Linked DNA regions of Homo sapiens: region 2 is linked to region 1. The links are chromatin contacts, found by Hi-C in ENCODE. All regions are on one chromosome and are shown on one strand. The core of a region is the stretch at or near the end of the contact, and the rest is flanking DNA. Distances in the headings are between cores, read along the strand shown.

Region 1 (4,507 bases), core at 1,051-3,550:
AGAACGAGACTCTGTCTCAAAAAAAAAAAGATTTCAAGATCTTATCTGAGACATGCATATGCATATACATATATGACTGTGTTCTATATTCAAGCAGAATGTGTCATCACTGAAAACCATATTGCCAATTTCCTCATCAAAACTAATTTAACAACTGTTAAATTCTTTAGTTAATTTTACAAATATATACTGAAAGAACAGAATTTAATATAGTGGTCATCTGGATACAACAGAATCCTGCTACACTATACAGGAATAGATTCATATATGGTGTTAGTCAAACTCCATCTTCCAAATACAGCAGTGGTATATTTGGGCAGTGAGACAGGGCGTATTTCATCACTAATATTGTTTAGAATTTCTATCACTGACACTGTTTAGAATTCTGGCATATGGCAATAACAGAAAGCAGACATACTACATTTTATTATTGTTTTTCAATTCTCCATAGAAATGGATTCCCTTATTGCCTTGGGTGGGGAGTGGAAAGAACTGTTTCTACTGCCCCACCTCCACTTTGTTAGCCTCTGCTATACCTTGGGTGTTGGCATTATCATCAAACTACAGCATGAAAATACAATAATATATTTTTTATTTTCACTCCCAACTCTGGCCACTTCAAATATTCATAGTTTTTTGTTTTGTTGTTGGTTTTTTGTTTTTTTTTTTTCAGACGAAGTTTGGCTCTTGTTGCCCAGGCTAGAGTGCAATGGCACGATCTCGGCTCACTGCAACCTTCGCCTCCCGGGTTCAAGGGATTCTTCTGCCTCCGCCTCCCAAAGTGCTGAGATTACAGGTGTGAGCCATCGTGCCCAGCCCAAATATTCATAGTTTAAAGGTATCTACATCAAAATGAGTTAAAGTCCAACCAAAACAAACAAAACCACGAGAGTGTGCTACTCTTAAGAGCTGAACTTACTATTTCAAAGTAACTGAAAAGTATCTACAAGAGGGCTATTCCAGTCCCCTTTCACAAATCTGTACCTAGATATGAAAGCTTTAATTCTTTGTTGCATGAAATGTTATGAAAAATCAAAAGCTCATCGAGTAAGACATATGCTGAGATCACACCTCATTTAAAGATCATTTTTTTGGTGGGGTTAAAAGTTTACAGCCTACTTAGTGAACTGGTTTTACTTAAGCATGCCTGGTTACTCAGGATTAAATCCAGTTTAATCACATAAGTCCTTTCCCATGTCTCCCTAATGTTGTCACTACATACCACTTTATCTTGACACCAATTCCAAGCAAGGTTTGAAAACAAAAGTGAAGACCAAATTAATATTACTTTGTGACCCTGTAAAAGTGGTTTAAAGAATTAGTATCTGAGACAACTGAAAAGTATTGCTAAAATACAGTTTATTTAATCCGTAAGTCAAACACTTACAAGGCTGTGTACAGGTCTAAATGTGAAGGACATTTGATGCTTGCTGTGCCAAAATTCTGATTAACTTAAATCCTACCTACACACGATCCAAAGAAAAGTGCTTTGGTTCACATAAATATTTCAAGTTAGGGATTAATAAGCAGGTAATTTTTGGTGATAAACACCCCAGTTTACTAACCAGGAAACATCTTGCTTTCCATTTTGCATAGATATTTATCTATACATATCACTTACAGACACCCTTTCAACTCATCTTAAACCGGGACAAACAGAAACATCACTGTGAACAAGCCTCTGAAAATTCTATCTGGCAAGAAGTAACCCGAGGCTGAGGATTAACTAAACGGACGGTCTGGGTCGCTGCCCTGTGGGGCGAATGCGAGACTAGGTGGGTGAGGCCGCACTCGCCCGTTTGCCCGAGACCGGGAAGTTGGAGACGTCGGGGCAATTTCCACTACCAGGGGCCAAGGCGAGTCTGGGGCTCCAGCCCGGAGGCTCTCGCGCTCTAGGCGCGTCCTACCGGACACCGAGTTCTCTTGTCTCCGCCGGCAGCGGGCGCCGAGCGGGCCGAATCGGGGCGCGTGGGTCCCCAAAGAGGCCGACTCCGGGCGCTGGGCCCGGGGCGGGCGGGCGGCCTCCGGGCCCGCAGAACAAAGCCCACACGGCCATCTTGAGACGGTAAACAGACCCCCTGCGTAGGCCACCCCGCCTCCTGCCAGCTGCGCCGACCAGCCAGAGGCAGCGCTTACCGTCCTCGAAGTCCATGGCAGAGGCTGAGGGCCGTCGGCCTTGGCGGCGCTAGGCTGAGCTATGGCCGGCGGCGAGCGTCCGCGACCCGCGATTCCACACGATCACTCCGCGCGACCGAGAGCGGCGCGCTACCAGCCCGGGAGCCGCAGGCCACAGCGAGGCTGGGGAGGCGGGGCCGACCGGCGCTACCAGCCCCATCGGCGCGGCCTGCTATTGGCTGACGCGGGCTGGTGGGCGGGCCCTCGCGTGGGGGGCGGGAAGCAGGTCCGCTGTCACGCTCGGAGGTGCTGACCCTCTGGAGCCGCTGACGGGGAAGGAAGGTAAAAAAGGAGCGCTAAAGATTGGCGGGGGTTGTGGGAAAGCAAGCCGAGTGTACGGGAAGGGCCGGCTGCGGCCCGCCATGTTTGAACCTGGCAAGAGCGAAAGAAGCCGGTTGGAATGCCTTCTTCCTGCCCAAACTAATAAAACCGCATGCCTACCTTTTGCTTAGTATTGGCTAGGGATGACTAATCATAACATTTGTAAGTACTTACGGGGTTTCCTCCATGGAGACACAGAAGTCTGGGACGTTTCTAGAAGCCTGTGGCAAATTTGAAAAGCAAGATACAAAATAGCGTATGGAGTCTGATTATCGCTATGTCAATAAATTTTCTTAAAGGACAAAGCACTGAAATAAAATGGAAATAATAATTCTTTTAAAAAATTTTTAAATTATTTTTATAGAGATGGGGGTTTTGCCATGTTGCCCAAGCAGGTCTCCAACTCCTGGACTCAAGCGATCCCCCCACCCCCAGCCCCGTCTCCGCCTCCCAAAGTGTTAGGATCACAGGCGTGAGCCAATGCGACCCGCCTGGAAAGAATTCTAAAACATGGCCTGCTTGGCCACCGCCCAGGATCTGCAAGCTGCGCGCCCACAAGTTTCGGCACCCATTTGGACTTTCACAATCGGAGATGGCAGTGGTGAAGGCATCAACATCAAAAGCTACCAGGCCTTGGTATTCTCATCCAGTATATGCAAGATACTGGCAACATTATCATCAAGCAATGGCTTGGATGCAAAGCCACCACAATGCCTACAGGAAGGCGGTGGAATCCTGTTTCAGTCTTCCATGGTTCTTCCTTCCTGCGCTTCTTCCCCAAAGCTCTTACGATAACCAGGCTGCGTATCCTCAGTCCTTCTATGACCATCATGTGGCCTAGCAGGACTCCCCCTGCAGTTCTTCACATTTCAGAGGGTCTGGGCAACATCCACATGGCAGCAGTAGGATCCAGGCATCCACAAGAGAAGACCAAGCCTTATCCAAGGAGGAAGAGATGGAGACCGAGTCAGATGCAGAGGTAGCATGTGACCTGAGCAATATGGAAATCACCGAAGAGCTCCGCCAGTACTTTGCAGAGACAGAGAGGCACAGAGAAGAACTACTGCGGCGGCAACAGCTGGATGCGGAGCGCCTGAACAGCTACGTGAACGCTGAACACGACCTGTACTGCAACACCCGCCGGTCGGTAGAGGCCCCAGCTGAGAGGCCTGGTGAGCGGCGCCAGGCCGAAATGAAGCGTTTGTACTGGGACAGCGCCGCCAAGATCCAGGCCATGGAGGCTAACGTGCAGCTGAGCTTTGACAAGCACTGTGATCCAAAGCAGCCTAATTACTGGCCGGTCATCCCCCCGAAGTTCTGAGCTCGGGGCACAGGGCACCCAGCCTCTTCCTCTTCCTTTTGGATACGCGCTCTTCATCTCTCCTTCTGTACATTTCTCAGGGAAAGGGGACTTTGTACTGAGGTACAGGCACGTTCACCACAGTCCCAGTGGGCCTGTCACGGGGTGGATGTACTGTGCCAGCCACTTGGAGGTCGGCAGGACATATTCTGTTGCCAACATGATAAATTTTATCCTGACATAAAATGATAATTTTGTATATATTATACTGGTTTTTTATGTTGTCAGTAACAGTTCAATTCATTAAAGTTCTTGCCTAGAAAAAAAAAAAAGAATTCTAAAACATGAACGATGATTCTTTTTGTGATGACTTTTTATATACACATGATTATGTGTTCTTCTATATCTCCAAATTCTTGAGCACTTTCATAATGTAAAATATATATTTGGCCTAAAACAAGATTTATTATTTATTAATGATTAGTGTTTGTTAAAAGTTCTCTTTAGCCAAATATTATGTTTCATTTTCTTTGAAGATATACTTAGTGATGCGGAGGTGGGGGGCTCTCTTGGCCATTTAAGTCAGTGGTTCTTGATTGTGACTCTACTCTGGAATCCTCCAGGGCACTTTTAGTAAGTGCCAATACTCAGGTTTCACTTCAGGGGTTCTGATTTGATAATGAACCAAAACTGTCACCAATGTTTATTTTC
Region 2 (4,507 bases), core at 1,031-3,530, 320 kb after region 1:
TACTGGAGTACAACGTTTCCAAAGGACAGATGCGGTGTCTTTGAAAGCTTTATATTCCTAGCACTTACCACGATGCCTGGAACTTTATTTATTCTTTCTATAAGTATTAGAATAGCTCTATCTGCAAGGTATTGAGCTCGTTAATGTGAATAAAGTGATGAGTAAGAGAGACATAATCCCCGTCTTCATGAATCATGCATTATGGTGGAAAGACAGACAGTAAACAATGACACACAACCATTTAATCACAATTGTGACAAGCATGATGAAGTAGAAGTGTAGGTCACTCTGACAGTATATGTTAGGACCTGAACTACTGGGGGTTTAGGAAGTGATGCTTGCATGGAAGTATGAAGTATAGTATAAGTAGTAACAGTTAGCTAGGTAAAATTGGAGGCCAAGGCCAGGAGAACATTTCAGACAGAGTGAAGGGTCTGCAACGTAATGGCTTTTTTTGTTGTTTGTTTTTCCCCTCTTAAAATGTTTCATTTTGCTATCCATTACTCATAAATGTTTTGTTTCTGTTTATTTTGAATAAGGTTGGGCCCTGTCATTTTCTATCTGTAGAGACATAAGGATAGGGGTAGCCTGAGCCAGTCCAGATGATCTGAGACAAGGAGGGCAACACATGACATGCTCTTAGATGGAACTGGCAAAAAGTCACAAGACTCATTCACCAAAAGTTGTTTTGTACGGTATGTGTGAAAATCTACCCATGCTTTCTGCAGATTCATGTAAAGCTTCACAGCTTCACCTTGCATGTGGCTGTTAAATGGAGAAAACTGCCTTCTAGAACATGCAAACTGACTCTGACCTATACTTGGTCATCCTCCACACAATGCCTCCACATTAATTCAGCGTAAACATCATTAATGCCTCCACATTAATTCCATGTTAAAATCTGGCTCAATAGCCTATGTTTGTACCAAGTTCACAAAATTCTCATGACAGGCACTGAAGGCCGTTAGAATCTCAGTGGGATGGTCATCACCGGTCATGGGCTGCTCAACAATCTCCTGAGACTGAACACACGCAGCAACATGTGGGTCAACCATGTCTTTACTCTCCTGCATTTATCCAAATGTGTGTCAGCCTGCCATGAGGGCCCCTCACTCGAAATCCACCTAGAATTCCTCCTTAGGAACTGACTTCTGAGCTATGCACAGAGATTGTCTTTGCTCAGAGGATAGTCTCCTTTGATCTGTTTTTCACTTTTCTCTTTTTCTTCCCTTCCTTGAGTATGCCCTTCCTCTTTCCTTTTCTCCTTTCCTCCTCTCTAACCTTCTTCCCTCCCTAACCTTTTTCAACACATTTTACCTAACTACTAAGTGCCAAGCACTGGGGATAGAAGATAAATAAAAAGCTATAGTAGAATATGTGACTACTGGGGTGGCTGAGGTGGGAGAATCATTTGAGACCAGGAGTTTAAGGATGCAGTGAGCTATGATGGTACCCATGAATAGCCACTGCACTCCAGCCTGGGTGACAGAGCCAGACCCCATCTCAAAAAAATAAAAAGAAAGAAAAAAAAGAGCATATGTGAGTAACAGATCTATAAACAAGGAAACCAAAAAATGTATTATCCCCTTTCTTTGCTCTTCAGCTCTTTATACTGATTCAAACCCAAGGGGCTTGCATAAGCCAGGCCAGCACTGGAAAAGATGCATACCAACTAGCTTTTTAACTCCTGCAGGTGGTTTGCCAAGAGACATGCCAGAGACAAACAGGGTATAAAACCAAGCATGGGACTGCCCTGGGATGAAGATATGAAAACAGAAATAAACAGGTACCTTTACTTTCACAATCTAAATTTAAAGATGGAATAGATTCAGATAGTTTTTTTGATAAATTCCTTGCTGTATAAACTCTTGCAACTTGCTATTCAAAAGCTAAGAACCAAATAGATTTGTAAAGAGATACTTGAATAAACTTCTATATATTCAATATTTTCATTCATTATTTTTTAAATTGACATTTTTCTGAAGAGAAAGTCCACAGCTCTTTTCCAATCTTCAGTGGGATTTGTAATCCCTCCAAATATTTAACCACTACTCCAACAATGCATTAGCTGCTATGATTATAGAAAGAAAAGCAGAAAACATATGTTGTAAAGAAAGTAGTTACCAGAATTACACTAGAAAAAAAATGGCAAGAACATGAATGAGTCAGCATGAGGGTATAACAGGCTAAGGGCATCAACTTCGAAGAGAAAATGAAATTATTTGGGTTGCCCTGGTAACACCAAGATAAAATGCGGAAATGAAAATGCGAGGTTTAACGCTAAGAAAACCTTCTTCAGCACTAGGGTCTCTCACATCACGGAATGAGCTTTACTATGGCAACACGCAAAAAGCATGTAAACGGATTAAATACAGAAAATATCCAAGGGAGTGAAAGCATGGTATTAATAATAAGAACTAAGCTGATATAATAACTATTCTGGACCTTTCTTTTCTTTGACTCACAGAATTAAATAAGGGGAATGGGAAAGGGTTTGCAGGGATCAAATGAGATTTTCTTCAGTGATATATAATCTTAAATAATTAAAAAAGTTAAACATTATGGATTATTTCCACCCACTCACTTTTCTGCAAATGACATAGAATCTCCACTCAAATATCTGGTTTTATTATAGGAAAAGGCAAAAGAAAAAAGAAACAAACATAAGAAATAGAAACATCCTCCTAGGTTACATTTTCCATGTCCAATCTCTACTTTTTTGGAGGAGATCTGTCATTGGTTATTAAGGCAATAAATGACTCCTCTCAAGGGCAGACAATCATATTAATATAGTACTAGAATATAAAAATAATACTTCAGAATCATAGTGGTTGGGAGCATGGCACTGAAGTCAGGGTGCCTGAGTCTGTATCCCGGCTCTGTCACTTGTAAGCTGGGTGACCACAAGAAACTTACTTAATCCTTCTGTTTTCTCATCTTGAGAATGGGGAAAAGAACAGTATCTTGCTTCACAGGATTGCTGGGGAAGCATGTAAGAGTGGCAAACACTAATCATGGTACTGGGCAGGAATTAGCACTCAATAGATGACAGCTACTAATATTAGCAATAGAGATGACAATCAAATTTGATAGCTATGATAATGACTTTATGATTTTTAAACATGTTATTTTGGTAAGAGCACAATATAAGATCTACCCGCTTAAAATTTTAAGCATACCATACAGTTTGGGTAACTATAGGTACAATGTTGTACAGCAGATCTTTAAAGCTTACTCATGTTGCAAACAGAAACTTTATGCCCATTGATTAGTATTAACAGCTCGCCATTTCCCCTCCCCCCAGCCCCTGGCAACCACCAGTGTTCTCTTTGATTTTATTAATTTGACTACTTTAGATACTTCACATATGGAATCACATATCTTTCTGTGACTGGCTTATTTCACTTATCAGAACGTCCTCATTCATCCATGTTGTCACATATTGCAGAATTTCCTGTTTTTTAAAGGCTGAGTAGTATTCCATTGTGTGTATATACTACATTTTCTTTTTCTATTCATCTGTCAATGGACATTTTGGTTATTTTTACATCTTGGTTATTGTGAATAATGAAGTTTACTTTTGAGAATAAGAATTTATCGGTGTTTGGAGACTTCTGTCCTAATTTGAGGTACCACACTAAAATAGAATTATTTATAAAAACAGAAGAAACAAAAAAATTGTGTTGGTTAAATAGGAAATAAAAGGTATATAATTGACATATAATGTTATCATGCTTACTAACTGCCAGACATTAAACATGTTATCTGTTGAACCTCCATATTAAATCCACGAGGTAGGTATTATCTTTTCTGTACAGAAGAGGAAACACACAAAGAGAGATTAAATAATTTCTCCAAGATTGGAAAGCCTGTGAAGGGCATAGCAAAAATTCCACCTCAGGGCTTTCAGATTCCAATGTCCAAGCTCATTTCATTTAAAGAGGGAAATTATTTTAGTCTCTAACAATCTCCTTTACGGGAAATTCAGACTTGATATCCATTGGCAAAAGGACCTATTTGGAAATTCACCTCTTTCAGGATTGCATTCAGGGCAATCATATTTGTGACTTGAACACTGTAGCCTAAAATCTGACACTGAGAGAAATCCAGTCTGAGGAATGATCTTTTTAGAAGTTATAAAGGATTCCGCTTCTGTCCATGAAGGAGTCACTAGGGTGAAACTTATCCTTCTATAATAAATAGCTAAAAAAATAAAATTTTACCAGAGCCACTGAAGCTCTTTTGTGTTATGCTCTTGGTTATACCTGTTTTTCATTTGATGCTAAATCCTTGGGTGGAGAATGCAGTCCCCAAATATTGCACTGTTCCAATCTCCTTTAGGGGGATCTGTATGTGATTTCCAAGAACTTGGTGCAGCAAAACAGCAAGAACCTTCTGTGCTGAGAATTTGAATGCTGGGAAATGTATACCAAATCAAAACAGAAGGACAGTGAGTACTTACTTCCTTTTCATGGTTCAAATTAATATAATCAAGATACTTAAGTAT

Evidence for each region. A loop is a pair of places that touch in the nucleus more often than their neighbours do. Pooled maps may share reads with other maps.
Region 2: a loop to region 1 is called in a pooled map, with 4 times the contacts of the local background. The contact joins the enhancer-like site here to the promoter of ZNF326 in region 1. A Hi-C loop is called at or near these places in 1 of 37 single-sample maps with no recorded cell type and 4 of 50 pooled maps.

The regions. Positions count from the first base shown.
Region 1 is chr1:89,992,903-89,997,409 of GRCh38, reverse strand. It overlaps ZNF326 (zinc finger protein 326), which reads right to left and starts at 2,300. Exons shown (of 12, transcript NM_182976.4): 1 at 2,137-2,300. The coding sequence starts at 2,152. It also overlaps the pseudogene GEMIN8P4. RefSeq lists enhancers at 1,585-1,634, 1,516-2,081, 2,082-2,648 and a silencer at 1,855-2,494.
Region 2 is chr1:89,668,069-89,672,575 of GRCh38, reverse strand. All of the region lies in intron 1 of LRRC8C (leucine rich repeat containing 8 VRAC subunit C), which reads right to left. Among named protein-coding and RNA genes, the nearest start is that of LRRC8C, 37 kb to the right of the region's middle. Within about 2 kb of position 2,280, at least 4 of the 41 ENCODE cell types and tissues checked have a DNase peak (open chromatin) inside an H3K27ac peak, as active enhancers do.